Linked DNA regions of Homo sapiens: region 1 is linked to region 2. The links are chromatin loops, found by intact Hi-C in ENCODE. Cell type or tissue: breast epithelium. All regions are shown on one strand. Links, peaks and the distances in the headings refer to the core of each region. The heading gives the core; the rest is flanking DNA.

Region 1 (16,821 bases), core at 186-8,185, 72 kb after region 2:
GTAACCAAATAGCCACCTGTTCTCCAAAAACTTATGGAAATAAAAGAAAAAAGGAAAAGTTCAGGAGATCATTTGTTACAATTAAGCAAGCATATATCTGCCTCTACCTTTGTTAAAGCTCTCTTGCTTTGACAAGTCAGCCTGTGCCCTTTGCCCCATACCCTGAAAGGTTCAAACCTTGAAGATGAGCTGACATTTAAGGAACTACTTGGATTCCTTCAAACCAATTTACCTGATGACTTGGAATATTGCAAGCACTTTTCCCAACAAGATCAACAGACTATTTGAAGATCAATGAATCCACTATGGTATTTTAAAAGTAAATACCCTGCATCAAAATTTGGGGACATTTCTAAAGATTAATTAATAGCCTCTCTCTAGAGAACCGGTTTCCCACTGGAAATCTTGCAGAACTTTTCTATGTACCTTTTGGACCTAATAAAAACAAACAAACAAAAAAAAAAAAACAGTTCCTAATTCTGCTTGCTTACAATTTGGTACTGCAGAACTTCTACACATGTATGCAGGTTGTAGTATACACACACACACACACACACACACACATATATATACATATATATGTGTATATATATGTGTGTGTGTATATATATATATGTATATATATATGTGTGTATGTATATATATATATGTATATATATCCAGATATAGTTGTTGTCTGTGGGAGGTTAGTCCAATAGAAACCATTATTAGAAATCTAGTAGTGAAGGATGAACTAGAAGGTGGAAGAGTCCAGTCCATTCACAGAGAACTGCAGATTTACCTCTACAAACTCTCAACTCTTGAGCTTAGATCATTGGAGTGAGCAGTGAAGGAGAGGAAAGGCAGTGCACATTGAAGCAAGGATTAATGCTCAGGATGTTGATACCTATACTATTCCTGCAGTAAAAATTACCCCAAAAATCAGTGTCTTAAAACAACAAACATATTATCTCTCACAATTTCTGTGGGTCAGGGATTTGGGAGCAACTTAGCTGGCCAATTCTGGCTTGGAGTCTCTCTTGAGATTGCTGTCATATCTTGGCTGGGACTGCAGTCAAAGGATTGACTGGGGCTGGAGAATCCGCTTCCACAGTGGCTCACTCACATGACTGGCAAGTTGGTGCTGATGGTTGGAAGAGATCTCTATTTGTCTCCACATGGATTTCTCCACAGAGTGTTGCATGAATGTTCTCATAACATGGTAGTTGGCTTCCTCTGGTAGAAGTGATCCAAGAAAGGGCAAAGTGGAAGAGGCAATATCTTTTATGACATAGTCTCAAAAGGCACACACTGTTACTTCCACAGTATCCTGTTGGTCCAACAGATCAGCCCTATTCAATGGGGAAGAGGACAACACAATAGGATGGATACTAAGAGGTAAAGATCACTGGGGCCTATTTTGAAGGCTAGCTTCTGCCAGTTCCCATAGCTGCTGACAACTTCTTAACTGGGGACATGGCAATTTATTTATTTATTGGCATAAATTTAGAGGGTACAAGTGCAATTTTGTGACATGGATATGTTGCATAGTGGTGAAGTCTAGGCTTTTGGTATCATTATCACCCAAATAGTGTACACATTATACCCATTAAGTAATTTCTCATTTCTCATCCCCACCCACCCTTACCCTTCTGAAACTCTATTATTACTCCACACTCTATGTCCATGTGTACACATTATTTAGCTTCCACTTATAAGTGAGAACATATAGTATTTGACTTTCAGTTTCTGAGTTAGTTTACTTAATGGCCTCCAGTTCCATCCATGTTGTTGCAAAGGACATGATTTCATTCTTTTTGTTATGGCTGAGTAGTATTCCATTGTGTGTGTGTGTGTGTGTGTGTGTGTATCACATTTTCTCTATCCAATCATCTCTTGATGCACACTTAGATTGATTCCATAGCTTTGCTCTTGTGAATAGTGCAGCTGTAAACATACAAGTGCAAGTGTCTTTTTGTATAATGATTTCTTTTCCTTTGGGTATATACACAGGGGTGGGATTGCTGGATCAAATGGTAGTTCTATTTTTAGTTCTTTGAGAAATCTCTATATTGTTTTCCATACAGGTTGGATTAATTTACAATTCCACCAACAATGTATAAGGATTCCCTTCTCTCCACATCCTCGCCAACATCTTTTATTTTTTTGACGTTTTAATAATGAGGGACATGGCTTCTTTATGGTAGAAAACATGGAGTAGTTCTAGAATAAACAAATATAATTGTGGCTTCCCAAATTGGTAGGAAAATTCCCAATTTTACAACTTCTTAGCAGTTCCCTTGGCAGTCCCAGGTGGTTTAGGGACTTTTTTATGGAAGGTCAGCATAAAGTCTATTTTTTTAACCTTCCACTCTAGATAAGAACAATATCCTTTCTCTTTGAACTAGCTTGCGTTGACTCTATTCTCTGTAATTAAGTCCTTAATGATACAGACAGTAAAATTAAAAGCGTAGTCTTGAAACACTGGATTTCTTGGACTTCTCTTCCTTGCAATTCCACAGTTAACAGTGATATCAAGCATCTCTTGAAGACATATCTTATAAGCCATGATAAAATCATTCAGTACAATTGACCATTTTTCTTCAGCAATGCTTAGTCACACAGGTTGAGGAAGAGAGAAGGCATACTGAAAGACTAATCTGGGGGTAGATGGTTGTGACAAAGGTATGGTGGCAGGACAAGGGGAGGGAGTTGGTTGTAGTATTGAGAAAATGGATTGTGTGATTACACACAAGGACAAGAGTTAGTCCAAAAAGAAACTCGGGAGGCTGAGGCAGGAGAATGGCGTGAACCCGGGAGGTGGAGCTTGCAGTGAGCCAAGATCGCGGCACTGCACTCCAGCCTGGGCGACAGAGCGAGACTCCATCTCAAAAACAAAAACAAAAAACAGTAGTGGCACTGACCTATTCAAAGAATATAGGGAAAGGCTAATGATCCTAATGTGGTTTAAGAGTGAATATAATCAGTATAAAGATATGAGAGATTTGGAAGAGATGAAGAAAATATCATTGAAATTGTGATGTTAGGAAGTTGAATAAATTATCCAAATGGGTGATGTGGATACTGGCAGGAGTTAAGGCAAAGGAGATGAGTGAGAGTCAAATTCCAAGGATATATAGAGTGGAGGAGATAACTGTGTATAGATAGGTGACTGTAAGGAGAGCATGATGGAAAGTGATATGGTAGATGGCAGGATTCTCAGAGAAGGTCTTTTGCTCAGATTAGGAAAGAATGATCAATTAAGAAGGAGCTGTGGGGAATTGAGCAGATGTTGACATTACCTCTCAACCAAGTGATATTAAAGTATGAAAGAGCAACCTGCTGTAAGAAAAGCGACAAAGAGGAAAACAAGAATTTACTCAAGAATATTTTGAAAAGATACTAAAGCTATAGGAAGGTGCTATGGTTTGGATATATGACTCCTCTAAGTCTCATGTTGAAATTTGATTCCCAGTGTTGAAAGTGGGGTCTAATGCGAGATGTTTGGGTCATAGGGACACATCCCTCCTGAATGGCTTGGTGCCATCCTGGCAGTAAGGAGTGAGTTGTTCCTCTGTTAGTTCCTGTGAGAATTCTCCTGAGAACTGGTCATCAAAAAGAGCCTCCAACTGCACTCCCCTCTCCCTTGTTTCCTGTCTTGCCATGTGTTCTCTGTACATACCAGGTCCCCTTCACCTTCCTCCACAAGTGGAAGCAGTATGAGGCCCTCATCAGAAGCAGATGCTGGCTCTATGCTTCTTGTACAGCCTGCAGAACCATGAACCAAGTAAACGTAAACCTCTTTTCTTTATAAATTACCCAGCCTCAGCTATTCCTTTATAGCAACACAAGTGGACTAAGGCAAAAGGTCACTTTACTATGAAATGTGTGTGTGTGTGTGTGTGTGTGTGTGTGTGTGTGTGTGTGTGTACGGCAATAGTCCAGAGGCATCAAAGTCTGGAAGAGAGTTGGGCAAGGGGACACTCAGAGCAGTATGAGAATGAGACAACAACAAGACCAGTGAGGGAGACAGCTCATGCCTGTAACTGGAGGATTATAGACATCAGAGACATGGATGAACTTGATAGGCTTTGAGGTTTCCATTTTCAGAGGACAATGTTTTAGTGCCAGAACTGACATTCCTTGTGATTCCTGTGTAACCTATCTTAGACAACCGAGACAGGAAGAGTCAGGTCCAGCCCCCTACCATGACCAGAACTGACCTTATGGTGGAGGCTGGGCCTGGTTCTTCCTGCCTTGAGGTATCTAGCACAGGTTACACAGGAATCATCATCAACTCCACAAGGAGACAGGACTTCCTAGAGAGTATTTGGCTCTACGTGTGGGCAGGGAAATTCAAAAAGAGCCTGCTGCTGTTGTCAAAAGGCAAGAATATTTTCAGAGGTAACCGAGGTAATATTTTTAAAAATATTCTTTCATCTTTTGATGGACTCTTAGTTTGATTCCTTATCTTGGCTATTGTGAATAATGCCACAATAAACATGGGAGTGCAGATATGTCTTCAACACACTGATTTTATTAGATTGTAAGACAATTGGCCAGGTGTGGTGGCTCACACCTGTAATCACAGCACTTTCGGAGGTCAAGGTGAGAGGATTGCTTGAGCCCAGGAAATCAAGACCAGCCTGGGCCAACATAGCAGGACTCTGTCTCTATAAAAAATGTTTACAAATTATCTGGGTGTGGAGGCATACACCTGTGGTCCCAGATACTTGGAAGGCTGAGGTGAGAGGATCACTCGAGCCTGGGAGGCTGAGGCTGCAATGAGCTGTGACCACGACACTGCATTCCAGCTTGGGTGACAGAATGAGACCCTGTCTAAAAAAAAAAAAAAAAAGATTGTGAGACAATTGGATATGTTATGATGGCCTTTGGCCCAACATCAGAACCACCCCGGCAAGAGGATATTAAACCAGACTTGCTGAGTGGATTGTGGGGAAATAGATTTTATAGAACACTGCACAGATGAAGGAGGATATATTGTTCAAGGGTCTGGTATGGCTCTGCTGTCACCCCACAGATGAGAACTTGGCCTTGCTAATCTTAGTTCAAAATGGGAAGACACAGGAATTAAATTTCATTTAATGGCAGACTACCCCATATCATACTAACCTCCCTGCTGATAACAATTATAACTTTGGACAAAATAAAGAAAGAGAAGTTACTGGAACTCATTGGCACTCAACCAAAAGCAGGCAGAGTCTGAAATAACTATGACCTTGAAAGAATGTAAGCACATTGGGTAACATGCACATTTGGTTGGCTTTTCCCTTGAGGACTTTTCCATTTGCTAGTGTACTGGATGTGGAACTCAAGCAGAAGGCTGTACTCTTACTGGGCTGAGGATTCAGAGGATGACGGCAGGATGACCAGAGAGTGTGGAAATGGAGGAGATATGTGAAAGGAGAAAGCCAGTGGGTGGGATTTGGGAGGGGGAACCCAAATGTGCATATAAATTGCCCTTAAATCTTTAACTGACCCCTGAGCTGTGCATGCACAGAGTGAGGCTACGAGAAGTCCAGGAGGAAAACAAAATAGCTGAAGGGAAAGACCTGAGCTGAGCAGTGATCTCAGCAGCTGATCTGTGCTGGAGAGATAGTTTGGAGGTCAAATCCTTTCAAGTTAAAGGAGCTCAGTGAACAGGTTGAGCTTCCACTGAAAATTCAGGACTACTCTTCAAAAGTAAAGAACAAGATTCAGGATTCAGTTAAATCAAAGTAGACCTCCTTAACAAAGCCTAAAATCAAGCTTCCACAACACCAAGCTGGGTGAATTAGTAATTTAACTGTCTGCAAAAACAAAAATGTGAACAGCCTAGGTCTATAAAAATTTCCTTAAACCAGCAGTTCTCAAACCTTTGAAGGATTCCAAAGTACTTTTCTTTGTGTGAGTTACATCTCTCAATATTTACCAGGTTAGAAATCAAAACAGAGAAATTTTAAAAATTATATTTCGATGCATTTCAAAAAATAAATTTATTGCATGATGATGTAGATAACATATTTTTGAGAAAATCTAAGTATGTTTTGCAAAACCAAAAAGTAAGATGAGCAGCATTATTTTACATTTTTGCAAGTCTCTTCAAGTCTGGCATAATAGAAGATAGCTAGTTTCTCATATATGCTTTCCTATTCAGTCTCTTGCAATATGTTATTTTGATTGAAATATAAGAAGAAAATCTGGCTTCACAGATACACACACACACACACACACACACACATATATACACACACGCACATATATGTATTTGGAAAAGGGAGGAGTATTTTAATAGCCTATTTAGATAACTGTGAATATTTTTTTGACACTTCACCAAAAGTCAACAAGTGGTAGTTCCTTAAAGATTAATGGTGATATGAAAACTCTTTGTACTCTGTTGCATTAAAATCCACTGGTCTATCTTGTGCTTTGAATGTATCTTTTATCTATGCACAATTTTGTAACTCATGCATCCATCATTTAGAAAACACTGGTTCACTGAATCAAGTAGCTCTTCCAAAGATTGATAAATTTTGTTACACAATATTAGAATATCACATTAGTTAATGTCATCACCAATCTTATCAGAAAAGTGTATAAGTATTAGGAAGCTGTCACAGTCACAATGGTAGATACAAGTTTTCAAAAATTCTAATTTTTGCTTCAAAGCTTTAATGTTATCATTGGCAACAAGTACTGCCAATTGTTTTCCCTGAAGTGACAGGCTCACTTTGTTCGTTTTTGAAAAAATGTCTGCCAAATTCTCAAGCTTGAATAACCCGTTATTTGTTCTTTAAAATAAAAAGAATGCTGAAAATGCATCATACTTTGGTATGCACAGAAAATATTTAAAACATATGTATTTAGGGTCAAGATTTAATAAGACTATTTTTTACTGCTTCATCAGGGATATTCTTAAATAAAACTGGTATTTTACTTTTCTTACTATGAAAGCATGAAGATAAAAATATGCACTGCCTTGATTCCTGCCATAGTGCTACAGTTTTGCACAGTGAAAAGAGCAAGTAAGGAAGATAGTTTTGTCCTTGCTAACCCCTTGAAGAAGTTTTAGGACACCCAGGAGTCCAAAGACCAAACATTGTACTGCCTTAAACTGAAAAGCCCCGTTTGTTAATATAATTCTGGAATTGTGATGGAATCTGGAATAGAAAGGAGTGGAAAAAACCCAAAATTTGGCATCTTTCTTAACTCTGGTAGGTCTTGTGGGGACTGTTCCTAATAGCTGTGTGCCTTGTAGAGACCCCACACTTAAGGGAACATTTCTCCACATGTGCTGCATCTGCTCCTGTTCTTTGCAGCTATCTTTCTTTTGGTAGGTTCTGTATCCTTAGCTAAATTAATCAGAAATGAAGAGCAGGGATGAGCAGACCCTTTTGGTTCATCAAGACTCTAAACTGTGAGGGAGGGAGAGCATCAGGATAATAGCTAATGCATGCGGGGCTTAATACCTAGGTGACGGGTTGATAGGTGCAGCAAACCATCATGGCACACGTTTACCTATGTAACAAACCTGCACATGCTGCACATGTATCCAAGAGCTTAAAATTAAATTTAAAAAAATCTAAACTGTAACACTGCGTTCAAATGATCTCATTTAATCTTCACAAGAAGTCACAAATATTTCATCTCCTCTCAGCTTTACTTGCTTGTTAACAGCTTTAAAGCTGGGACTTACAGTAACTGAAGAAGGGACACTGAGGGCTTCTTGTATAGCTGTGTCCTAAGGGTTGCTGCAGTAAGGGGGATGTCTTTGTCAGCAAGACTGCAAGCACGACAACCTTGGCCTACCAGCCCTCTCAATACACTTTATGCCTTAACCTTGGATATGCATTCAAATTACTCGGGGAGCTTTAAAAAATACTGATGATTTGGTGCCACACCCAGAGATTACGATATAACTGGTCTAGGTGCAGACAGGACTTGAGGGATTTTAAAAGCTTCCAAGGGGATTCTCATGTGAAGCCAAGGGTGAGAACCACCGTTTTGGTCGAGGTGAGAAAGATGGCAGTTATAACCAATGATGGGAATACACCTCCCCCTTTGGAGAAACACTTGTTATTGCTTCTCTGCCTTTGGCCAAGGTTTTTAGTGTTTGCATTACAAAGTTAAACTTATGTTTAACTCATTTAAAATATGGCACTTGTTTCTCCTTAGGACAAAGCCACAGGAATGTTGCAAAGCACCTAGCTTTGTTCATCAGAATCAATTTTACTAATGAATGTGCAGGGTACAGATGCATTTCTGTTACTATGGTGTCATTTCTGAAGATGCTCAACAGCTTAAGGATTTGTTTTTCTGTTTGCTCTATGGCTGCATTGGAGCTTGAAGAAAATTTAATTTCTCTGCATCGTGTTTGAAATGTTGTATTGTCTCTCTCTACATCAGAACAAGTTTCTGTGAAGGATGGTGCTGTGCTTAGGCAGCAGTGCTGTGAGACTAACAAATTGACTTCAAATGGAACTGAAATGCCATTGTTTGGTCACAGATCAAATCTGAATCTTTCTCTCTTGAGTACCTTCCAATGTGTCGCTTAGTTTCATGAAATTACGTTTGACTCTTGGGCAGGATAAGTGGATTTCTGATGCCTTCTGAGACTAAGCATGAACTTCCAGGCTTCAAAAGAGGAGTTACTTCTCTCTCTCTTGAAAAACCAGAAAGAGAAGAAATACTTTTATTTCTCAACAAGTGGCAGCAATATAGCACAAATATATGAACTTTGTGAAGGGACTGAGTTCCAAGACCCTCTAGAGCAATGCTCCTCAGAATGTGGTCCTTGTACTAGTTGCTGGTCCCTGCACCATTTATTACTGGTTTACAAGGAGATAAGGAGTTTGCCCAAGACTGGAAATCAACAGTGTCAATAAATTTGTTATTTAGTTCAGCTGATGTTTTTGATTGCAAAACTTTCCATGAAGGAAGCCACACACTGATTTACATTCTGATGCAAGCTCCCTATCTTATCATGGGCCAGCACCTTGAGTAGCATTTCCCTAGAGGAGGGCCAGAGGTGAGACACTTGTTCCTTTGTCTCTATAGAGACCAATTAGTAAATTAGAAATTAGGAAAGAAAATGCAATGGAGTTTTTCAAAGGCACAGTAGCTTTTATTCCAGACTGAGTAGTCTCAGTCATTACTAGTCGAGAGCCCACGCAATTCTGATTAGCAGTTTTGCTAAAGGATTGGTGAGTTATAGACTCTGAGCCTAGACTAAATAATATCTTAGAAATAAAAGTGATAAGAAAAACTGTCTTGATTTTTGGCTACCTTATATTTCTTCCAGTGAACAGAGGCACTACGATTGGAAGACATTTTTTTGGTTTGTTTTTTATTCAAAGACGTTAACATGTACTATGCACATATTAATGTGCCAAGTGCTGGGAATGCTTCTCAAATATGTGAGCAATACAATCTTGGAATTCTATTTTGAGAGGCTGCTTCCTAAAGAACAAGCCTAATATCAATTACTGTATCAATTAGGGTCTCAGCAGGAAACAGATGGAACACTGAAACTGTGGCTGCAACACTGAGGAAAGATTAGTAGAGGGATTATTTATAAAGGTGCAGTCAGGGTCAAGGGAAAACAACAAGGGATGGTGATACTAGCAACAGCTAGGAGCCTTTACCACTAGTAGGCCTGAAAGATTGGAGGGCAGGAGTGGCTCTGTGGCTCTAGCTGCAGGAGAAGGTAACCTAAAAAGAACTATAGCCCTGAATAGAGGTAGCCACTATCACTTGGTGACCCAGCAGGAGGGAGCCAGGCTTGTAACTATACCAGTCTCACTTTCCTCACACCATTCAATCTCCTACTGCTGGCTTTCTTTGTCCAAACCCAACCAAAATCCAGAAGGTAAGAGAGTCACATTGAAGCAAATCATTAAGGTTCACCTCTTAGGGCATAAAACAGTGTGAAAAGAGCAAAGAGAAAATATGCAGGAACAGATGTAGAATATCCAGAGCAACATCTTAAAAAATTATAATTGACAACATTTGTTTCTTCCTTTGTGGTATGTAAAGTAAGGCTGCCTCTTACAATCAATGGTGTCAAAGAGTAAATTAATTCTAGCACATGTAAGTTGTCATAGGACTTTAGAGCTTGAGCAGACTTTGAATATCACTTAGTTCAAGTCTCCCATTTTATAGATGAGAAAACTGAGGTTCAGTGAGAGAACTTGTCTTGCTCAAAAGCCACAGCAAGTAGCACAGCTTGGAGAAGGAGCTAGGTTTCTTAACTATCAACTCAGTGTTCTTTATAATACATCATCCTCTTTCAAGTTTGGGTTAACCAAAATGTACTTTTGGGTTAAGCCTCACATTTATCACTGACTTAAGCCAACTTGGTATCCAAATGCTTTTCTCTACAGTTCGTCATCAGCAGCAACACAAATATTGAGTCTTGATTGAAAATAGAAGATACCAGCTAGAAGATGTTTGATTAGTACTATGGAATAAAGCTTTCAGGGACTATTTCCTCAAGTTTAGGGGAGACTGTGTCCAAAGTCAGTTGGTCCTCATTCTATTTAGCAGGTTATCAGAATCATCTAGAATAAAAAATATTTAGGTCTTTCATTTCAAGGACTCTGAAATAAAGTCAAATTACCTGGCTGAGGGATGTCATCAGGATAACCACAGGAGAAAACACACACACACACACACACACACACACACACACACACACACACACACACAAAGATGTTAGTAATCAAGCATGTGTGTATGCCGAGAAAAAAAAATCAAGGAATAAAAAGGACTCAAAGAAAAGACTGGCAAATGGAAGGATCTTAGGACAATGTTGGCATCAACTACAACTGACAGGCGATAGTCTTAAGTGTCAATATCAATTCTGCCATTTTCTGTACACCAATGCATTCCACAGTTCATTATTCTTGCAAATCAACTAAGGATCTTATTATAATGAGCATTGTGATTCGGTGGGTGTGGGCTGGGGCCCCACATTGTGCATTTCCAACAAGCTCCCAGATTTTGGTAATGCTGTTGGTTCATGAATCCCACTGTAAGAGGCAAGTCTCCAGCTCATGACAAACACAAGGTTTCTAGTTGGGTTGCAGTTTAGTGTAGTGCAAAGAAATTGGGCTTTGGGATCTGAACTGGGAAGCTCCATGTTGGGTGAGGCTGTATTACATACTATCTTTGAACTTGGGCAAGTTACTTAACCTCTATGAGCCTCTTAGGTCTTTTTAAAAAACAGCCTTAAATTACGTAACAATTCATAAAGTACTTGACACATAGTAGATGCTCAATAAATGTCATTTCTGATCCCTTCCCTTGATTTATTGAGGGGAGGGCAAAGGGAGTAATTGTTTCAGAGTTTAGACTTACAGGAAGATAAGTGAGCAAAAACCGAAATGGGAAGGCAGATTCAATAGCTGAGCACCAAGAAGAGTTGTTCAACATCATTCTATTTTTAAAAACAGCAACCAGACACCCATCCAATCTGTGTGTCAATTCAGCAAATGTGCTTTCCTCCAAAGACAAATAAATATAAAGACACGAGGGATAGGTGACATATAATCCATCTTCAAGAACCCAGGAATAAGAAAACCAAATACCATATGTTCTCACTTATAAATGAGAGCTAAACATTGAGTGCACATGGACACAAAGAAAGGAACAACAGACACCAGGGCCTACTTGAGGGTGGAGGGTGGGAGAAGAGAGAGGATCGAAAACCACGTGTCAAATACTATGCTTATTACTGGGATGACAAAATAATCTGTACACCAACCCTGTGGCATGCAATTTACCTATATAACAAACCTTCACGTGTACCCCTGAATGTAAAATAAAAGTTAAAAAAGAACTCAGGAATAACTCAGAACATGTTAGAGATATTAGGAAAGTAAATTTAATGAAAAAATCCCAATTTGCAGCAAGTTCAGGGTGGCACAAAGCTTTTGTCTGGGATGCATGTTACATACAGAAGCTTAGAAGTAGGCATGTTAAGTATTTAAGTGTTACTACTAATTTTGCAATTAGTAGCATGGTAAGACAAGCAGTTAGTAAATATGGCAAGGCAAGCACACAGGAACAGTTATTTGTGGCCAATAATAACAAAAAAATCTAGCAGGATAAATAAATAAATAAATAAATAAAAGAAAAATAAACAATTAAAAAAATTGTTACTGTTTCCTCAGAGTTCTTCTGTCTTTTTCTCTATTTAAAAACAAATAAAAATACTATATTTTACACTTAAAATTTAAGAGAGTAGATTTCACATTAAGTCTTCTTACCACAATAAAAAAGAAATGAACTATCAAGCCACAACAAGAGATGGAGGAAACTTAAATGCCATATTGAAAAGTAAAAGAAGCAAATCCAAAAAGGTTACACATTGCATAATTCTAACTATATGATATTCTGAAAAAAGGCAAAACTATGGAGACAGTAAAAAGATTAGTGTTTGCCATGGTTTAAATCACAGGAGATGTTTTGGGCAGTGAAACTACTCTGTGTTACAATGTAATTGTGCATATATGATATTATAAATTTGTCAAAACAAATAGAACTAAAATACAAAGAATGAATCCTAATGTAAAGTATGGTATTTAGTTAATAATAATGTATCAATATGGCTCATCAATTGTAACAAATGTACCACATCAATGCAATATGTTACTAATAGGAGAAACTCAGAGGGAAGGTAGTATGTGGGAACTCTTATACTTTCTGCTCAACTTTTCTGTAAACCTAAACTGCTCTGAGAAATAAACTCTATTAACTAAAAACAAACAAAGAAAAGAGACCAACGTCCTATCAGAACAAGAGTGTAGGAGAGTAAATTGGCAGCTGAAGCAGGTGAATGCCATGACAAAGCAGAAATGAACATACTCACATGTAGGTGACCCACCCTATGGCACAGTTTGGAAAATTATCCCTTATTCCTTTTAAAGAAGAGCCCCCATTCCAATGTTTCAGCGACCCAGTGATTTTAGATGTTCTTAGATATTGAAAATGTGTCTTCCTTCTCCAGCCCACTAAACCTCTGAACTTATCTTCAGGTCCCAGAGAAAAAGTCTCCTCATGACTATTATGTTCAATCCAGGAATGGAGACCTGGTGCATTCAAAGAGCTGGGCCAATACTTGGGCTGATTATGTCGTGCAATTCTCAGATGCTCTGTAAGAATTTGTACAACATATATTTTTAGGTGGGCCTGCCTGGTGGAAGAGATTTGAAAGAAGTCCCCAGTGAAGGCAAATGTCCCTTTTCCCTATGTCCTTCCCAATTCCTGTGTTGTCCAAGGTTGCATGCCCCATTCAGCAAAACAAAGGCCCCACACCTAAACAGATCTGTCTTAGGAGGCAATTTATCAGCCATAAATTGCTCTTCATGCATGAGCTCCTCACCCCATCTATCTATTCAAGCAGACATTATTTCTTCCTGCTAATACCATATTCTTCCTGAGAGGAGCTCTCCACCTCATTACATTTTCAGGGATGTTTAGCACCCTTTATAATTTGGCACCCTGGGAAGCTCCCCAGCAGCCCACTCCTCAGCCTGGCTCTGTGCATTCAGATGCCTTGCAAGCAAGTGACTCTAACAGAACTGGGCTCTGAGGTGACAGGAAAGAGCTAAAAATGAAGAATAATATTTCCATAAGCCCATGTGGAAAAAAGCATGAAGGACATCTCTTAAGATTCTGGTGTGCATGCCATCAGCCAGAGGGACAATGTAAGAAGATATTTAGGTATTATGGAAGACAAATTAATGGAGGTGGCGGGGAAGCTCAAAAATCAAGGCTAAGGAAAAGTCCAGATATCTCTTTCTTCAAATCAACTGAAAGCCAATGATCTCTCTTTTAAAATGTCCATTTATGAATAATAAATACTAAGAAAGGATGGAAACAAATATACATACCCAATCCCCAATCATTTCAACTACGGGTTCAACCTTGAATTGATTGCCATGACTGCTTTGTGATGGAATGGCTTCCTTCCTTGTTTCCAAAGGAGAAAGGTTTAAAAATAAGTCTACTTATTGGGACTTATGGATTCCTGTGGATTTGCACAAACGAGCTTCAAGTTTGTAAAGACAAAATGAACTATTGACTAAGTAGAAAAAATGTTTGGAAAGAGAAATCAGAATCCTTCCCCAAAGTAAATGTATCTCACAATAAAGTATAATAATAATAATAATAAAAAGAAAGAAAAAAAGAGGTAAAAATAAAATATTTAGATTTAAATATCTATCTAGTTCTTTGCCCTCCTATAAGAAGACATCTTTTAGAAAATTCCAATTATTTAAACTTTTGCTTCAATTACTGTAATAAAATATCTGATTTATGTGCTGTATTAATTTCTGTCTCCTTCAGAGAAAAAGGAAATCAGAGACAAATCTTTATTTGTGTCAAAATACTTGAGAGAAAAGTATGATCTACTACCCCATATGAGTGTTTTGGCATTTATAGGCAATACTAACCATATATTCTACTTTAGTTTTCCAAGTATAAAAGAAACCCTCCCCCAGAAAATTTGGATAAATTCTAGTGAGGTAAATGAGGTACAATTGATTACTCATAGCGACAACAGCAGTTTGCATTTCTATGGAAATTGTTTTGACAGCATGGTAAATTTCCTTCTGTACATAAAGAACATGACTCTACACAACATTATTGTGAGGCTAGCAGGTTTTATCTTCCTGACATAGGGTATAGGGAATGGGCCATAGAAAGCGATGGTCATTACACTGGAAGAGAGTGTTGAAGAAAGGGGAGGAAAGATGGTTTGCTTGCAGGTTCCATAATCTGTGGACCAAGAAACTGACCAATTTTTCTCCCCATGATATTAAACATTTTCTGTAATATTTATTATCTAATCCAATGAAGTGTGAAATTTCAGTCTAAAATAAATATATTACTATCACCCACAAGGGGTAACCTAGCATAAAATACAGGTTTTTTAATGTTTGCTACACCTAAACACTGGAGATCACTTAATTGTACATAGAATGCTTAAGACCTAACCCAGCATGTAGGAAAAGAGGGGCATAAGAAATTATGAACCACAGAGTAATAGAACTAGCTCACCAATAATGACCTTTTTAAAACAATGGATTAGAATTTGCAAAGCATATTTACATATATTACCTTATTTGATATCTTCAGTTACTCCAAAGTAGCCTATTTATTCCAATTTTACAGGCAAATAGACCATGGCCTATAAAGAGTAATTAACTTGACTGAAGTCTCATGGTTGGTAAGTACCCAATTCAAGACTTGAACTAGTATTCTCTGAGTTGAAGGTTAGACTCTTTCCACCCCTTCATGGTTGCCTTGCAATTAATGATCTCTGGGTATACAGAAGATCGACTATTTCAAGATCAAATTCAAGAAGCCATCATGATGTAGAGTTGGTTTGAAGAATAGAGTTGATATAATTTGTCCTCTAATGCAGTGTTTCTCAAACTCTGATCCATTTGTATTAGATTCACCCAAGAAGCTTGATTAAAATGATTGGGATTGCTGGAGATTTTGTTTAGTAGGCTTGGAGCAATGCTCTGGAATAAATGTATTCAATTCATTCTCCAGATGATTCAGATAGTCCTTTGGAATCCTTGATGCAGTGCAATTTTCCTGGCTATTGTTCAAACCTTTCCAAATCTAATTTTTGTTGTACTTTTGCCTGTATGAACATTCCCCTCCTATTTTTCCACAATTTCAGAGGTCATACATGACACTATCGTAGGAGTAAAACCCTTCTGGTAACTTCTAGAGACAATGTTCACTTTAATGTGAAATGTATACATGGGAGAAAAACAAACATTGATCACAGCCCAAAATGCCACTAGTTCTCACTTTCAGATGCTTCTAGGACTTGATATTTCATTACACTTTGCTTCTAAAGGTGGGGTTTACTCTAATTACTTCCATGGCTTTCTCCTCCCTCACCAAAGGTAAACCTTGGGCTGGGCGCGGTGGCTCATGCCTGTAATCCCAGCACTTTGGGAGGCCGAGACGGGCGAATCACGAGGTCAGGAGATCGAGATCATCCTGGCTAACACGGTGAAACCCCGTCTCTACTAAAAATACAAAAAAATTAATTAGCCGGTCGTGGTGGTGGGCGCCTGTAGTCCCAGCTACTCGGGAGGCTGAGGCAGGAGAATGGTGTGAACCCGGGAGGTGGAGCTTGCAGTGAGCCGAGATCATGCCACTGCACTCCAGCCTGGGCAACAGAGTGAGGCTCGGTCTCAAAAAAAAAAAGTTAAACCTTGGAGTAGTAGGTAGTGATGACACTAATATGACTGAATCAGGTGGGCTCAATTCATTCATTAATTACCTAAGTACTTAATGATTATTAGCTATACATTTGTGAACATTTCTTAAGGAAAAAGAGGCCGAGAGTATGAAGTTACTTCAAAATATCTTTTTTAATGGTGTTTTCGTGACCTGAAAAATCTACATCCTGATGAGTCCAGCGACAATAACAACATAAATGAAAGGAGAGCTGATTAACAGAATTAATCTACCACATCCTGTATGTGTTATTTATGTATGCATGGATAAAATCAGCCTTTTGGATTTGTCCATGTCCCTTTTCAACTTGATTTATCTGAGGGAAAAATGAGAGTTGAGATCTTCAAAGAAGGAGTAGGACGTTCCATGCAAGGCTGTGGCCTCTTCTTCTGATAAGCTGACATGCGGGGCCGGAAGCATACTTTGTGCTTAGATCTATGCTGAGACAAGCTGGGCCCAGCAGTCTAGGGTTGTATCTACAGTACTTGTTGGAAGGTTGCTTTTATAAAAATTAATTTTATTTTTAGTTGATAAATAATAATTGTATATATTTATGGAGTACAATGTGGTGTT
Region 2 (16,821 bases), core at 5,377-13,376:
ACTTCCCCATACCCTGATACAGTATCATGCCTTCCCCATACCACAAATGGTAGCAAGATATGTGTATTATTTTGCTTGTTATTTCATTAAACAAAATATGTGAGACTACCTTTCCTACTGATGCATATGCATCTTGTTCATTCTTTTTAATGGCCACATAGTATTTCGTTACATAGGTATGCATAATTAATAAAATAATTCCCCATTAATGGATATTTACATTTACAAAAATGTCACCAACCTTTTGTTACTATGAGCAATGCTGAATAAAACCTTATAAACACTTCTTTGCACAGATGAGCCTGATGCAGTGGGGAGACTACTTGGCTTTCTAGTGATTCTTAGATTCTTCATGTGTGATTGGTTTTTGAGATCTAACATAGGACATCATATTTATCCTTGCTGTCTTTTAATGTTTCAATACAGCATGCCTGCCTAGAGAGATGTTTGGAATCTGTTTCTTGCCCTCCTATCTTCATGTCCTTTGCCAAAAATATCTTTTTCTAGTTCATAAATAGTAACATCAAGCAGGATAGGAATGGTGTCATAGCTCTGTGGCACTCCCTGAGTGACTTCTCTTTGTTTTCATCAACTCATTAACCCTTAAGTTATTTGACAGATTATGAATCTATTTAACTATCTGATTGTCTTCCAAGATATTGTGGGATTGGGATGAATTGACAACCTCTTCCTCTACCTTACCTCTACCCTCATCTCTTCTATCAGAGAGAAAACTGGAATAAAAATAATAAGAAAAATAAAAGTCCCATTGGAATTTTCTCTATAGGGTAGAAAAGAGAGCAAGAGACTTTTTTTCCTCATTCCAGGCTCTTATTTTATTTTTTCATGTTCATATTAGTTCTTCCAAGGGTTTATATCGAATACTTCAAGCTTGTCAAGGAAAAATAATGGTTTCCCAATATTATATCTAATTGTGTTCCCTATTACTCTAACCCACGTGATTTATATACCTTATACATTTTGACAACAATGGCATTCCTTTTAGTATTCCCACTAGGTAAGAATACCACCTTGTTCTCTCCCCTTTATCTTTGTTAGGTAAAAATGAAAGGGTTATTTCGATTTATTGATACAAGAGGCAACTGAACTTGGATCTGTCCTTCAAGATATCCTTGCACAATGAAAACAACAAATGTTATTTTTCTCTGTAAACATTATATAGAGATGTTTCTTCAAGTCTTTTATTTTTGTTTATTTTTTTAATGGACACATTGTAAATGTACATATTTATGGGACCCCCATATCTACAAAAAACACTTAGCTGGCCATGGTGGCACATGCTTGTAGTCCTAGCTACTCAGGAAGCTGAGGCAGGAGAATTGCTTGAGCACAGGTGTTTGAGGCTGCAATGAGCTATGATCATGCCACTGCACTCCAGCCAGGAAACAGCACTCCTTCTGGATAAACAAATTCAAATTCAGAATAAGACCCTGTCAAAGAAAAAAAAAAAAAAGAAAGAAAGAAAAGAAAAAGAAAAAGAAAAAATCAAGTCAGTATTTTTTTTTTTGAGATGGAGTCTAGCTCTGTTGCCCAGTCTGGAGTGCAGTGGCACAACCTCTGCCTCCCAGGTTCAAGTGATTCTCCTGCCTTGGCCTCCCGAGTAGCTGGGACTACAGGTGTGTGCCACCACTCCCGGCTAATTTTTGTATTTTTAGTAGAGATGGGGTTTCACTATATTGGCCAGGCTGGTCTCAAACTCTTGACCTCAAGTGATCCGCCTACCTTGGCCTCCCAAAGTGCTGGGATTACAATCATGAGCCACTGCACCAAGCGTCAAGTCAGTATTTTGCGTGACCATCACCTCATCCATTTCTGATTTCTTTCTTTGTGGTGAGGACATTCAAAGGCCAGAGAGCAAGTCAACAGTAAGTGTGGTGTTTCTTGTAATCCAGCCAGAATCAGTGGATAGAAGTGAGCTAGAAGTTCCTTCTCAGCCCAGTAATAGAATGTATACTGGTTGTGGTGAAGACACATTGCTTCAGAGGTGACATAGGAAAGGAAGGCTGCTGGCCAGGCTATCCTGGACCTGGAATTTGGGGTGCACATTAACCCTTGTTTACAGACCTAAAGAAGTAGTTCTCTATTGGGGGCATTTTTCCCCTGGGGGACATTTGGCAATGTCTGGAGACATTTTTTTGGCTGCCATAACTGGGGAAAGGGGGATTGCTAGTGGTATCTGTTGCATAGAGGCCATCGATGCATCTCTCAACGTGCAAGGCAGTCCCCCTCCCCAAGAAAGAATCATCTAGCCCCAAATATCAATAGTGCCCAAGTTGAGAAACTCCTGGTCTAGAATTTTTATCCTATACTAAAACTTATACCGTGGAGCTTAGCGGATTGGGGAGAGACAAAAATATGCATCTGGTCAAACTCCAGGTCACATTCCTAAAGATTCTGATTTTATTAGTGTGAGGTAGAGCCTGGATATGGTATTTTCATGAAGCTCCCCAGGTGACCCACATAAACAAGGTTGAGAATGACTCCCTGGAAAGTCTGGTCTGATGGAGGCCACAGAATAGACTGACCTCCCCCATTTCCTTGCGACTAGGGGGTTATTTAAGGGTTGTTGGTTCCCTGAAGAGGTAGCAGCAGTGGAGAAACCCACAGGAGATGGAGCGAAGTCCCCCCAAGTGCTAGAGAGGGTAAGATGGACGTTCAAGTCTGGGGCTTTTGTGAGAATTGGGAAATGGCACTCCTTCTGGATAAACAAATTCAGAACTTCTAGGTGAGTGCCCCCAGGGCTCTTAGCCTAGCTATCAGACCAGACTACTGTGGCAGAGAGAAAGATGCCCTTCTAGTGGATGTGGCCCCTGCCAAGACGCAAAGCTCCCTGAACCCAAAGGCATTTGGATTTTGGCTCCCACTTGCCCCTTCCTCTGGATGCCTTTGTACAGTGCCCAAACTGCACAACCTAATGCAGCAACTCCAACTAAAATTTGCCTTAGCTAAGATCTTTCTGAGACAGCAAAGGGGCAACGTATTGCCTTACTGATTTAACAAGAACTAAACAACCAAAACAACAAACAAACAAACAAAACTATGAGAGGCTTACTCAAATGCCTCAAAGAAACCAGATCCGTCCTGCGGGCAGCCTAGAAACCCTGTCCTGATGCCAGGATCCAGCGATGCCAAGCCACAGGGAAGAGGCTCCAGTCTGGTCGTGGTATCTTTGGGGTGGTTGAGAACAACCCAGGAAATGAGGAAATCTGGCTGCAGGAACCTACAGCTGGATCCCCATGGCTGTGGGTGAGACAGAGAACTTTCTGTGCCTTGTGCTCTCCCATCAGCTGATCCTGGAAGGAGAACCTCAAGCCCCATCCTAAACCGCAGCAGAGCAGGCACGCACCCGGTCCAGTCCTTGATTTATTCCTTTGCAAAAGAGAAACAAACTAACAAAAAATCTGTAGTATGGACTTTGACGTCGGCAGAACTACACACCTAAGTTCCAGTCCCTGCTCTGCCAGTAACGGGGGTGAATCTGGGCAAGTTTCTAAGCGTCGGTGTCTTATTGGAGAAAGTGGACATGGTAATAGCGAACTTGGGGCATGGTCGTGAGGATCAAAACAGAGAACATGGCCATAGTATCCGGCCGCAGTGGGCCACTCTGAATCCCCTCGGTTGCCCCTTCTGTTTCCGTGTGACTCACGCAGCTTTCTGCACAGATGGTATCCTTCTAGACGTCTGGGATGTTCGAGGCGGTTGTATTGAATACCGTGTGTGTATTCCGGGTGAGGGGGCGCGCAAATTGGGGCAAAGAAAGCTACTTCAGGATATTTCGCTCTGCTGGGGCTTGTCTCCAGCGCTCTCTGGCCAGAAAAAGCGCTGGCACAAAAGGAGGAGGTGGGTGGGTCAGAGCCCCGAACCGCGCAGTGTTCCAGGGGGGGCGGAGAAAGGAGGGCAGGCCCCAGGCAGGAAGGAGGGAGGGAAAGAGGCGAGAGGAGGAGTTTTCCAGCCCGGCCTTCGCCCGCCCGCTAGCACGCAGTCCCTTGGTCTCTTCGGTCTCCTGCCGCCCCCGGGAAGCGCGCTGCGCTGCCGAGGCGAGCTAAGCGCCCGCTCGCCATGGGGAGCCCCGCACATCGGCCCGCGCTGCTGCTGCTGCTGCCGCCTCTGCTGCTGCTGCTGCTGCTGCGCGTCCCGCCCAGCCGCAGCTTCCCAGGTAGGATCGGAGGCGTGGCTGCCTCCTCAGCTGGGCACCAAAGACCCCCGGAGTCGCCGTTGGGACCCTTCGCTCGGGATAGAGGGAGGTGCCGGGGGCGCCCTTTGTTTGCGCAGAACTCCTCTTTCGCAGCCCGAGGGTGGGGATGATGCGGATCGGGGCTGGTGTCTGGGCACGCGCCGGGAAGAACTGACCATCCCATCTCCAGGCGCGGGGCGCCCTCGCGGCGACGGGAGCCCTAGCACCTTCTGCGTCCGGGCTTCCAGAGTTCCAATCAAACCCTTTTCGGTGTAGGAGGCTCCACAGAGAAAGTTTGGCCGCAGACTAGTTTGCTACTTTCTCACCCCCAGAATTTTGCCTCTCACATGGTTGCCCACTGGAGGCTGGCAGCTTGTCCTGGAAGGAGCCTCTATGCCCTCCCACTACACGTCCCAGGCTACCCCCTTGGGGCCGCAGGACACGAGCCACGGTAAAGCGACTTTTGTGGAAGGCACGGGCGGGGCCTCCCCTGAATCTCTTAACCCCCCCTGCTGGGGATTCCGAGAAAGTCTGCGCCTCTGAGGAAGAATTGCCAGCTGAGAGTGGTGACATGTGGCATGCACTTGATTAGCCCCAGGGAAAGAGGGCTACTCGCGCAAGGATCTGCTGGGCAGAGGGTGCGGCTTATTCCTGGAGGGCGTGGTCTCCGGCATCTAAGGGGGCCCTGGTGTTTCTTGGGGGCTCTCATGGTGTGAGCAAAATTCTCTTTGGAGATGCACTTTAAAAAGCTCCAGCTAACTTCCTCACCCTGGAGTCTTAGGTTAGCGAAGAGCTTCAGGGGAGTAGGGCAATGTGCCATGCACTCCTGTTGCCTCGGAATGGAGAGGAAATCCATGGATGCGTTTTAATTTAGTGTTAATGGGAAAGTGGGTGACGTCGGCTATAGGGCGTGCAAATATTTGGCTCTGCGTTCAACACCGTGGGCAGCTTAAATCTAGGGTATGAGAAATGAACCTACTGAGTTCTGGTAGAAGGATAGAGGATGCCCATCTTTCTAGCAGTGTGCTTGGGAGATGTAGGGATGGCTGCGGGAAATTCTCTGCACGCACCTAAATAAATGAATGAATAGAACAAATTTGTAAATTAATAAACAGGAACATTTGTGTTTTGAGCTGACTCTTAAGTTTTAAGCTGCTTTGTAGGAACTGATTCAGGGTAAAGTGGAAAGGAAATTTTATCCTTACTGCCAGGCAACTGTTATTCCCATGGTGTGTTAATACCTCCTCTCCCACCCCCTTTAGCAGGAATCAGGTTAAAATGAACCTGTAGGGGAAGAGGAAGTCATTAAGCGTCCCAGAAGCAGCTTTCTGGGAGCGGGCAAATAAGGTGAGAAGCTAGAGGTAGCTTTTCCGCACTGAGTTGGGAGGTGCCTGTGAGCTGCCTGGGAACCTCAACTTTTAGTTGAGCCTTTCTCAAGCTGGGGACCCCTTCTCCTTTTCCATCCGACCTCCCTCCGTTCTCCTCCCCTGCCCTCCCCTCTCCTTTCTCTCATCTTCCACCTTTATATAGTACAGCTTGCTACCAGGGCCCAGCCACAGAATCATGAGTTCGCCAGTTTGGGCATTCACTACCACCTGTCTTTTGGGACCTATCCCTGGCTTTCCTGGCTCCCTCTGCCAGCCTGCAAGCTGCTCCCAACTTTTAGCCACCATGTTCCTGCTTGCCACCACCTCCACTGACTCCTAACCTGCCCTCCGGCTCTGCTCAGACCACAAATGAGCTGAAGCTGATTGGAGCTGCTTGATAAACACTCCTCTTGAGCCTCCTTTTGGCATGGCTCAATGGGGTCTCTTGGGAAGTGTGCTCCGCTGAGGTTGTGAGATCCAGAGGAGGGGATTTCAGTCCAAGCCAGAGGCTTTGGAAGGCTGGGGAGGGGAAAATCTCTAGGCCCTTGGGTCTGAAAGCAAATCACATAGGCTGAGTTCACTCTAAGTGCTGGGTGACAAATTTTAAAGATCATTTCAGAGACACTCTCTTAGCAAGTGGACATCATATCTTCAGTAAGAGAGAAAGTGAAGGACTTGAATCTGGAACTTCTGAAAGAAGATGGAGATCTAGGGCTCCATCAGCAAGTCGATTATGTAACTATCTGCACGTGAATAGCACATCTGTCAGAGTGAGAGTAAATCATTCTCATTCCCACTCCTAGAAGGTCTCTGGAGTTCTTCCATCTTAGAATTTAATGCAGCTTTTCTGGCTCTCTGATCTATTTTTTGCAGCCTAGCAAAGATGCAGTGTCTATAAAAACCTACATGAAGTGTATGGAAAATTTGTAGAAAAGTTGTTTGTGTTTGACTGTGTTTGTATGCTTATAACAGATGAGAATTTAGATTCTGTTCTTAAAATAATTCTTAGAGCTGTATTTGCATGTGAGATAGTGGTGGTTCACTCTGCCTCCTTCTGCAAACAAGGCTGAAGATGGAGAATGAGTACCATGGCCTCTAAGAAAGGCTTCGTGAATCTTACATCTGGAGAAAACTGGTAAAGTAGCGTGGTTTTACTAGTCAGGAAAACCAAGTGAGGTTTGCTAAAAGCCAAACCAGACTACATCAGCTGAAGCAGTCTTTTGAAATACCACATTTGGAGATAAGTACTAGGAATGGAGCACCTAGCTCAGGTTATATAATTAAGGTGTCACCGGGAACAGGCTAGGAATTCCTATTTAGATTTAAAACATGTAATCAGCTGACAAAAGTACTCTGCAATGAAAAGGAAATATGCTGGGGAGAGCAGGTCATTTTCCTCTGGCATTTTCTTCATTGATAACACTTTCAGTACAGTACAATGTTGTTTGTTAGTTACTACTCATTTCGCAGATTTGGGAGCTGAATGAGACACCAGAAACCATTGTTAAAGCAGCGTCTTCACATCTTCCCACCTCATCAGTCCTCGTACCATAACCAAAGTGCTGCTTTTCTCTTTTAGATTATTGCTATAACATTCTCACTTTTGGTCTCTCTAATTCTAGCTCATTTTACTTTCTCACTTTAGATAATGGTCTTTTAAGTCCATTGACTTTAGTACTGTTTTTTATCACATCACTCCCTTACTCAAAAACTTAGGGCAGCAGGTCCCTGTTCTCACTCAAGTAAAAAGTTCTCAGTTGTTTTTAGGGGGCTACACAGTTTGCTTCTAGCCTAATTTTCCAGTCTTTTCCCCCTGGTTTCCTAAAATCCTATCCTTATAGAACCTGAGTCACATTTTCCTTCTTGGCAGATGCTGCTTTCTGTACCTGGAATCCTTCCCCCTTGCCATTTGTCCAAATTCTGCCCATCATCCAGCAACACCCCCACTTTGATGAGACCTTTTCTTGATCGCTCCAATGGGAAGCAACGTGCCTTCCTTTTAACACCCATGGTCTCACTCATGTCTCTTATATTTATCACATATATCACATATTTGATAATGCTGTATATTATCATAATTTATGCACTCTTCTTCTTGTAGATTTTAAGACCTTGGAGGCAGGGGCCGTGCTATGTCTTACCCTTATTTGTATTTCCCACGGTGCCTAGCAGAGCACTTTGTGCCACATGGATATTTGTGCGTAATGGATTAACAGTGCCTGTAACTCCAGTGATGGGCCATTGGACAGGAAAGGAGCTGAGGGAAACATGTGCACAGGTACACAGGGCTTTGTGCCACCATGAATCTACATACATAGAAACGATGGCTTACTGGATACAGAGGTTCCTTTTAAATATACGAACACTCTCTGTTTAAGCAATAACCTTCTCTGTTGGGGGCTGTAAGATGAGAGACTGACTGCAACCGCAAGCTGGAGTTTGCATTTATTATTTTTGTTGGCCACCTTGATCTGTGCCTTTCCCAAGTGGTTGAATGGTTTCCTTAGTAAACGCAAATATGTGTGCTACGTCAATTCCCCTTTCAGAGAACACAACTGAAATTAGTAATTGAAAGTGAAGAGAGAATTTGAACAGAAGAAGGTTTAGTTTTGCCAGGCTATAACATAGTATGAAATTTGTAGCAGGCAAGTTATGATTAATGCCCAGGTTAGAGATTCGCTTCCAAAATAGCAGCGTGAATAATAACCTCTCCCAACTTCCAATTCATAGGGAGTTTCTCAAACCAGCCCCTCAGTTCTTGACTGTGTGATGTCTTAACTGCTAACTTTTATGGGCCATTTGTTTTAGGAGGGTGGTCTTTTAAGCCTGAATCTCTGGGAAATTTGGGTTTAGTTCTGAAATAGAATCAGTTTCTACCTTTTCTAATAAATCCTGGGCTCTGCCCAGAGACTTATTTTTAAAGTGAACACTGAATGATGAAGCATTTATGTGCTTGGGAGACCACGATGAAGAAGGTATGCAATTTCTTCTCTCTCGTAGCTTTCTGTCTTGTGGGGAAATAGAGACATAGTTATTTCAGGTGGTCAATGTTATAATACAATTGGATTGACAGGCCCGGGGAGCACAGAGAGGAGCTATGTGGGAACACTGGAATTGGTTATTGAAGAATGATGCTGAGACTTGCTGGTGCGGAGATGGTGGCACTAAAGGCCCAAGAAAAGTGAAAGTAGAGGATGTGTGGGCTTCTCTAAGAATGTTTTGAAATTGGAGACAAAAATCTGTGTGAGTGTCCTTTTTCTGGGGAGACGGCTCTATCCCGATTCAAAACCACTAGTTACTAGAGCACCTTCATGAATTCTATGAGAAAATATGCACTTAATGGGCAGAAAAATCAACATACAGAGTAAGATGAAATTACCACAGTAGGTAAACTTTGATTGAACCAGTGAGCAGGTGGCCTTTCCAGTTACAGCCAGCTGTATAGTTTCCAGTTATTTTCATTTAAAAAGCAGTACCAAGCAAAACAGATGTAATCGTAAATTGTAATTGCCTTCAGGCCTGGGCTGGTAACTTGCTGTACCCCCCTGCCCCACTTAGTACACAGTGTGACTTGGGGGAGGATCTTTAGTCAGTATTTGTGGATTAATTGATTGAAGTAATTGTGAATCAAAGTATTCCATTTCAAATCTCCCCTGTAGGATTTAACCAGAATTTCCAAGATGACACTTTCCTGAGAAAACGGATTGCAAGATAGCTAAATGTCAAAGGAAATTTGTCCATTTGGACAGGCAACGAATCAGGGCATAGTTAATTGCGAAGGCTCTTGGATGTCAAATCACCGTAAGACATTCTAAGAGACTTAGAAACTCAAGGGAGTTCTGGGGGCAGGATGTGCAGATAAAGATTTAGAGGAAAAGCTTGTGCAAGAGAAAAGTCCTTGGTAGCACTGCTAAGCTCCCAAGTTTTCCAGATGATAATTGGTAGCACCTGGATCTTACGGGTGTCTGGCACATTCTGACCTCAGAAACCTCTGGAGTACTCATTCCCGAGCTGAATGATTCACTCACCCGTAATCCTTAGCTCACAATGGATGCTTCTTTATGCATTGTTCTCCAGGGAGAAGATAAATGGGTTTGGACATAATGGCTTGGATTATCCCAGAGGTTTGGGGTTGTAAATTGAGCATAATGATTTTCAAACTTTCTTCTGAGTAATAGATCCAAACATAGAATCTGGGGACAGACTTTCTGCCTTGGCCTTGAAATATCATTGCAATATTTCTTCTGTCCCACTCTTACAGTGACCTGTAGTGTAGTCACATGTACTAGCAGCTCATTTCCCCTGCTATCACTAGCTGTTTGCAATGTACATCCAGTAGTACTTAATGAGAATCTCCTCAATGCTGATTACACCCCATGATCTGCTAATGGATGACGCTCGCCTGCCGCTTATTGTGTGGGTGGCTGAGCTGAATGACCCTGCCAATCCCAGTGATCCAAGATTGTTCGCAAACACGGTTAAATTAGGGCCACAGGGTGAGAATTAAGCCAAGGTTTGGCAGGCCCATTGTGGAGTGGTGAGGAAGCGGTGGAGCGGCTACATCCTCCACCTCCTGAGATTCTGCCCACAAAGTGGCAATTCCTTATAGGAACTCTGACAGACATGTTGGTACTGACTCAGTGTTAGTCAGATCAAGGCTCCAATTCCTTTCAATCCCCAACACTGAAATTTTGTTTCCACTTAGATTTTAATTCAGCTTTCCAAGGAGTAGGGTCATTGTGTTGCACCATTACCTATTCACGGAGCTGATGCCCCCAGCCACGTGAGTAGGTTGTGGGATCTTGTTCATTTTTGTATTCTCATGGTCTAGCAGGGAGCCTGACTTCTGGGAGGCTCTCAGTGGATCTGTGGAGTGACATGTGCTGGGGGGCATGCCTCTGGCCAGTTCTGAGCCTCTGGGTGGGTGTCTTGGTCTTTATCTAGATTTCTGCAGGAGTTTCTCTGTTCCACACCCAGGCTCCCTTGCATGGGTTGCCTAATTCATGGAACCACGGAACCTCAGACTGGGAGGATGCCTGAGATGGTAACTTGCCCTGCATTTTAGGGAGGAGCCTCTGAGGCTTAGCAAGTTGAAGGGATTTGTCTGGGGTCACACAGAGAGTTAAATGCAGAGTTGGGAGTAGACCTCAGTCTAGTGGCTATAGAATTCCTTTCACTTCATAGGCATGCATTGAATTCAATTTTTGAGTGATCCCTACATGTCAGGCATCCTGTGGGGAACCAGAGATAGGCAGGCAAGAATGAATGGCACTGAGCATTTGATATGGTTTGGATCTGTGTCCCCACCCAAATCTCATGTTGAAATGTAATCTTCAGTGCTGGAGGTGGGCCTGGCTGGAGGTGATTGGATCATGGGGGGCGGATTTCTCATGAATGGTTTAGCACCATCCCCTTTGGTGTTATTTTTGCAATAGTAAGTTACCATAATACCTGGTTGTTTTCAAAGTGTGTAGCACCTCCTTCCTCTCTCTCGCTCCTGCTCTGGCCATGTAAGACATGCCTGCTTCTCCTTCGCCTTCTGCCTTGATTGCAAGTTTCCTGAGGCCTCCTCAGAGGTAGAAGCTACTATACTTCCTGTACAACCTGCAGAACCGTGATCCAGTTAAACCTCTTTTCTTTATAAATTACCCAGTCTCAAGTATTTCTTCATAGCAGTGCAAAAATGGACGAATACAGCATTGTTCACTGAGCCCCTGTCCAGGGTGTATCTCAGGGCTATTCTTTATATTGACACTTGGCTGTACTCTCAGCATCTCATATCTAGAGCTGTTTGGATGTTTTTCAAGAGTTCTGAGAAGTTGCTGCCTCAGTGTCAGTCCTTGCCCTCTTTTGAGGTTGTCAGAGTCCCAAATGCTTCCTCTCTATACCATTTGCTTTGAGCTCCCCAACTGATTTGTGATTAAATTCATAACAGTTTTATTGAGATACAATTCATGTACCATACCTCATTCATTTAAACTGTACAATTCAATGGTCTTAGAATATTCACAGAGTTGTGCATTCATCACCACAACCAATTTTAGAATGTTTTCATTGCCCCCCAAATAAACTCCAAACCTTAGCCATCATTTCTTAATCCCCCATCCCTAGGCAACCACTAATCTATTTTCTGCCTCTATAGATTTGCCTACAATTGACCTTCCATAAAAATGGAATTACACAGTATTTATCATTTTGTGTTTGGCTTCTTTCACTTAGTATAGTGCTTTCAAGGTTCAACTGTGGCAGGATACTAGCCAGAGTCAGCCAATGGTGCCTGGCCACCTCTCAATGCTGGCTGCAGGGCCACCACTGGTGCATAAAGCACCTTTGGGTGAATTAGAAAAAGAGGCCCCCATCTGGCCACATGTAGATCTGTGGACACAGGGCTTGGTCAGGAGACAGACTTTGGGCAAGAAAAGGATAGAGGCAGGCCCAAGACTCAAGGACTTGAGGCCTTGAGTCCAAGGATTCAAGACTTGGAGAGTGGAGGACAGGCTTGATTTGAGACCCCACTTGCTCTTTTTGAGGGTGTGACGGTGGGTGCTGTAGTGCAGGGAACTCCCTGAACTATATCTATGTAGTCCTGGATGTCAGTAGCTTAACTCCAAGTGGACAAGCTATGGACCCCATATTCTTTTAGAGCTTGTGACTCTGTAAAATAACAAAACAGAAAGCTGTGCTTGCATGCCAGCAGCATCTGTGGTGAACTCTTGGGTCACCTGGGAGCACGTTAAAATTGCAGAAGCTCAGGCCCAAACCCAAGACCTACTGAATCAGCATCTTCATTTTAACAAGATCCTTCCAATGATTCTTCTACATGATGAAATTTAGGAAGTACTGGTCTGATGAATGAGTTCAGCCCTTGGCCAAGACAGAGTGGCTTGCCTGTTTATAACTGACACACAATGGTTCACTTCCCCTCCTCTCCCTTTTCCTGTTGGCTTTGCCTTCATCACTGAATCCTCTGACCTTCCTTTCCTAAGTCCCCAGCATTCCTGAGATAAGCATGTACAGCCTGTAGGTTAGGTTTTTCCTCCCTTCTCTAACTCAAAAACAAATGCAACCTCCCTTGGCTTCATCTCCTTTTAAGCCTTTCTGCCAGGAATACAGCCCCTGCCTGGCTTAGCCTTGAGCAGCAGCAAAGCACATCTTCAGGCTGATTGGTAACAGGGGCCTTGCATGGCTTTTTCCTGCAGCTAAGATGTATTAATACCTGATGAATAACTTTAGCTGTCAAGAAAACCAGGCTAGTGTGATCAGGGCCGCTCCTGCCACTCCGGCAAGACTCCTGGGGCTGAGAATTCCTGGAACTGATCAGCTCTTAAAGACACAGGGACTTCTTATCTTCATACCAGAAATCAATGACACTGGGGTTAGCGGGGAGGCAGCACCTTGGGAGATGAGTGAGAGTGAGACCAGTGGGTTAGTCAGGAAAACACACAGCCCCTCACATTAAGCCCCTCAAGCTCCATGAATTGGGGATGTCAGGAAGACTGAACTGTTAACAGCACTTAAAGAGGGTCTCTCACCTTTTCAGGGAGTTGGGTAAGTAGTAGTTTCCAACCCAGCAATGGTATTTTTTTTCTCTGTTCTTTTCCTCTTTTTTTTTTGACCGAGTCTTGCTCTGTCACCCAGGCTGGAATGCAGTGACATGATCTCGGCTCACTGCAACCTCCACCTCCAAGGTTCAAGAGATTCTCCTGCCTCAGCCTCCCGAGTAGCTGGGATTACAGGCGCGTACCACCACACCTATCTAATTTTTGTGTTTTTAGTATAGATGGGGTTTCACCATGTTGGCCAGGCTGGTCTCAAACTCCTGACCTCATGATCTGCCCTCCTCGGCCTCCCAAAGTGTTGGGATTACAGGCGTGAGCCACCGTGTCTGGCCAGCAATGGTATTTGTACAGGCTGAGTAAGGATCACCTGGGGAGTCTGATGAAATATGGTTTCCCTGGCTCCGCCTCTGTGTATTTTGATTTGGTAGATCTAGGTTAGGGACCAGTAATCTAGGGTGAAGGTCTGCAAACAAAGTCCAGGCAGGCCAAAGATGGCTCACTGCCAGTTTTTATATGATTAGTTGAGCTAAGAATGGTTTTAACATTTTAAACTGATTGAAAAAAAATCAAAAGAATAATAATGTTTTGTGACAAATGAAAATGATATAAAATTCAAATTTTGATGTTATTGGAACACAGCCATGTTCATTCCTTTGGGTATTTGTCTATGGCTACTTGGTGATACGATGGCAGTTGAATAGTTGTGACAGAGTCCATATGGCCTGCAAAGCTGAAATATTTTCCTTTACAGAAAATGTTTGCCGAACCCCTAATCCAAGGCCTTACTCAAAGTGTGGTTTGATAACCAGCCTCACCTGGGAGCTTTATAGAAATGTAGAATCTTGAACACCATCACAGATATGAAATAAGCACCTACCTTTTAACAAGATTCCTGGGTGTTTGGGGCTACTTCTTCCCCACCACGAGGCTCAGCTCAGGACTCATCTTGGAGGTCCAGGCCAGCATGCTATAACTAGCCTTGTATACGGTTAATTTATCTGACACATAACTGGGTGTCTCATTCTCAAGGTTTGAGGCTTGGTAGCCTCCTGATATCTTAGATGCTCTAAAAACTAGGTTGCTGTTTTATTCTTGCCAATTCTTGGCTAGGATCCAGTGTCCTAATCTGAGGCTGGAGGTGGACTGGCTTTTGCTACCTGCTGACATATTTCTTAATGCTTCCTGGATTTCTAGACAGCAGTCTCCAGATGTGCTGCCCTGCCAGGATCTTGGTATGTAGTATGGCCCATAGCTCTCCACCGTCTCCTACTTCCTTCCATGAAGCACTGCTTCCCAGAGACATTCAGAAATGGTATATGGGAAGCAGGATGCACTGTAATTTAGTTGCAAAAGGCTGGGTTAAATAGGTTTCTTTATTGCAGGACTGCTCAGGGTCATTGATATGCCAGTATACCTTGTTACTCTCTGAGAGAGGACAAGGAGGAATAGTGAGGACCACAGAATCTCAAAGTGGGGTCTGTAGACCAGCAGCAACAGCAGCAGCATCTCCTGGGAACCTAGTAGATATATACATTCTCAGACCACACCCCAGAGCTACTGAATCACAAGCTGGGTATGTGGGAAGTGGGCCTAGCCATCTGTATTTTAGCAGATCCTCCAAATGATTCTTATGTACACTCAAGTGTGAGAACCACTGGTGTGGACGTTTCCAAATGGTTTTCTCCGAACATCTCACTAGCCTAGTGTTTCACATTTGTTGATTTCAGTGAACACTGTGTTTTTGGTTTCAGGACAGGACATTTGGGAACATGACATTGAATTTTTCCTGAAGCATTTACTGGTGGCAGTGACCACTGCAGGCTTGGGGAGGTGGAAGTGGGGAAGAAAAAAAACCCCAACCTTTGGGTAGCATCATCTGTCCCACATCTGTCTCTCTAGCAATTGTGTCTTGGTTAAAGGAAGTTTTTTTGAGACGAAAGCCACCAACTTTTGGGTGTTGCCAACATGTGTTCTTTAAAATGTGTTTTTGTGTATTCAAATGTAAAGAAAGCTGGGGAACAGCCCTTGGGGTGTTTCTCTCTCCTCTTCACGTTACTTCCTTTCAGAATACTTTCTTCTGTAAAATTTCCTCATCCAAATTCCAAACTCATCTTTTCAGGCCAGCCAAGTCCAAATGGCTTTCATTTGAGTGAGTGACCCTTTTCTCCATGGGAAGCCTCAGGACACATTCAGATAGGAGGGAAGCTATGGCTCTCAGCATGAGGAGGCTGTGTCTTCCTTCTCAAAGCTCAGCTCACTCCCTCCCATTCCAGACCTTCTTCCTTTGCCTTCCATGGCTAGTGGTGTCACAGCCATGGGTCTGTGTGTGAACACTTTTTAGTGTTTACTCTGTGAGGATATGTAACTGCTGTGTTGTCACTTAGTTTGAAATTCTCAGTGATAGTGAGGCTTGAGGGTGAGTTGGGAGGAAGCACTAAGTTATTCTACTTCCTCCATGGGCTGGCCGCTGAGGAGAGGAATGAGGGTTGAGAAAGCCATGCAGACCTTGATTTTCAGTGAAAATAGATGAGACAACTGACAACTTCCATTTCTATGTTTTTGGTGGGCAGAAAATAGATATTATCGTTTACTTTTCTTGGCTTGGTGGTCTGAATGCTACACATATCTATAAAATGGCCCATCTGATATTGCAGATGAGCTGAAAGTATCCTCTGATGAATGTACTTTAACAAGGCTTTCAAAAATTGTAGGCTGACCACTTTTTTTCCAAAATTTTTTGCAAAAAAAAAATATATATATATATAGGCTGAGCACAGTGGCTCACACCTGTAATCCCAGCACTTTGAGAGGCCTAGGCGAGAGAATCTCTTGAGCCCAGGAGTTTGAGACCAGCCTGGGCAACATCTTGGGACCCTATCTCTAAAAAAAAAAAAAAAAAAAAAGAAATTAGTCAGGTGTGCTGGCACTCACCTGTAGTCCCGGCTACTCAGGGGCTGAGGTGGGAGGATCGCTTGAACCCAGGTGGTCAAGGCTGCAGTGAGCCATGATCATGCACTGCACTGCAGACTGGGTGATAGAGTGAGTCCCTTTCTTTAAAATAAAATTATAAAAGTAAAACATGCTCATTATGAAAATATTCAAATAGAGGCATAAAAAGTTGAAAGCAGGCCCACCCTTCATTTTCCTCTTGATTCCATTCTCTTTTTCTGAAATTGCCACTCAGTAGTTTGATATAAACTTCTGGACACTTTTCTGTGCTTACGATTCTTAAACAAAAAAGGTAAAAAAGGAATGTATTGCTACATGTAACAACAGGGATGAATCTCATACATAATGTTCAGTGAAATAAACCAGACACAAAAGAGTACATATGGCAATTCCATTTCTACAAAGTTCAACAACAATGTGCAAAACTAGTCCATGGTGTTACAAGTCAGAATAGCAGTTGTCTTTATGGGGTAGCCACTGGGAGGGGCCACAAGGGGGTCTTCAAGGGTGCCAGCAGTATTCTGTATCTTGATCTGGGTTGGGAGGTCTCATGGGTATGCACATACATAGAATGTATTGAGCTGTATACACTTAAGATTTGTGCACTTTACTATATATGTTTACCTCAATTATAAAGAAAAAAATACCCACAAATGTATGTGTGGGCGGGGCATAAATGGATTTAAGATGTCTTTGTTAAATTTCCATGCCATTGCCTATGGGAACTTTGGAAATATATGGTAGTGATTTG

What was found. Peaks named below come from ENCODE experiments on the same cell type or tissue, not always from the same donor. Only the 100,000 strongest peaks of a DNase experiment are listed, where the experiment ranks them.
Region 1: a loop joins it to region 2, with 21 times the contacts of the local background. A loop is called at or near these places in 1 of 110 quality-filtered maps.

The regions. Positions count from the first base shown.
Region 1 is chrX:38,131,236-38,148,056 of GRCh38, reverse strand. No RefSeq gene overlaps it. Among named protein-coding and RNA genes, the nearest start is that of SRPX, 81 kb to the left of the region's middle. In breast epithelium, for the core only: no CTCF peak of the experiment used is centred there; no DNase peak of the experiment used is centred there; H3K27ac peaks cover 316 bases; H3K27me3 peaks cover 3,113 bases.
Region 2 is chrX:38,208,052-38,224,872 of GRCh38, reverse strand. SRPX (sushi repeat containing protein X-linked) reads left to right here and starts at 4,002. Exons shown (of 10, transcript NM_006307.5): 1 at 4,002-4,177. The coding sequence starts at 4,081. LOC124905176 (a long non-coding RNA gene) reads right to left here and starts at 3,965. Exons shown (of 2, transcript XR_007068212.1): 1 at 3,074-3,965; 2 at 1,181-1,451. In breast epithelium, for the core only: no CTCF peak of the experiment used is centred there; no DNase peak of the experiment used is centred there; H3K4me3 peaks cover 849 bases; H3K27ac peaks cover 847 bases; H3K27me3 peaks cover 6,195 bases.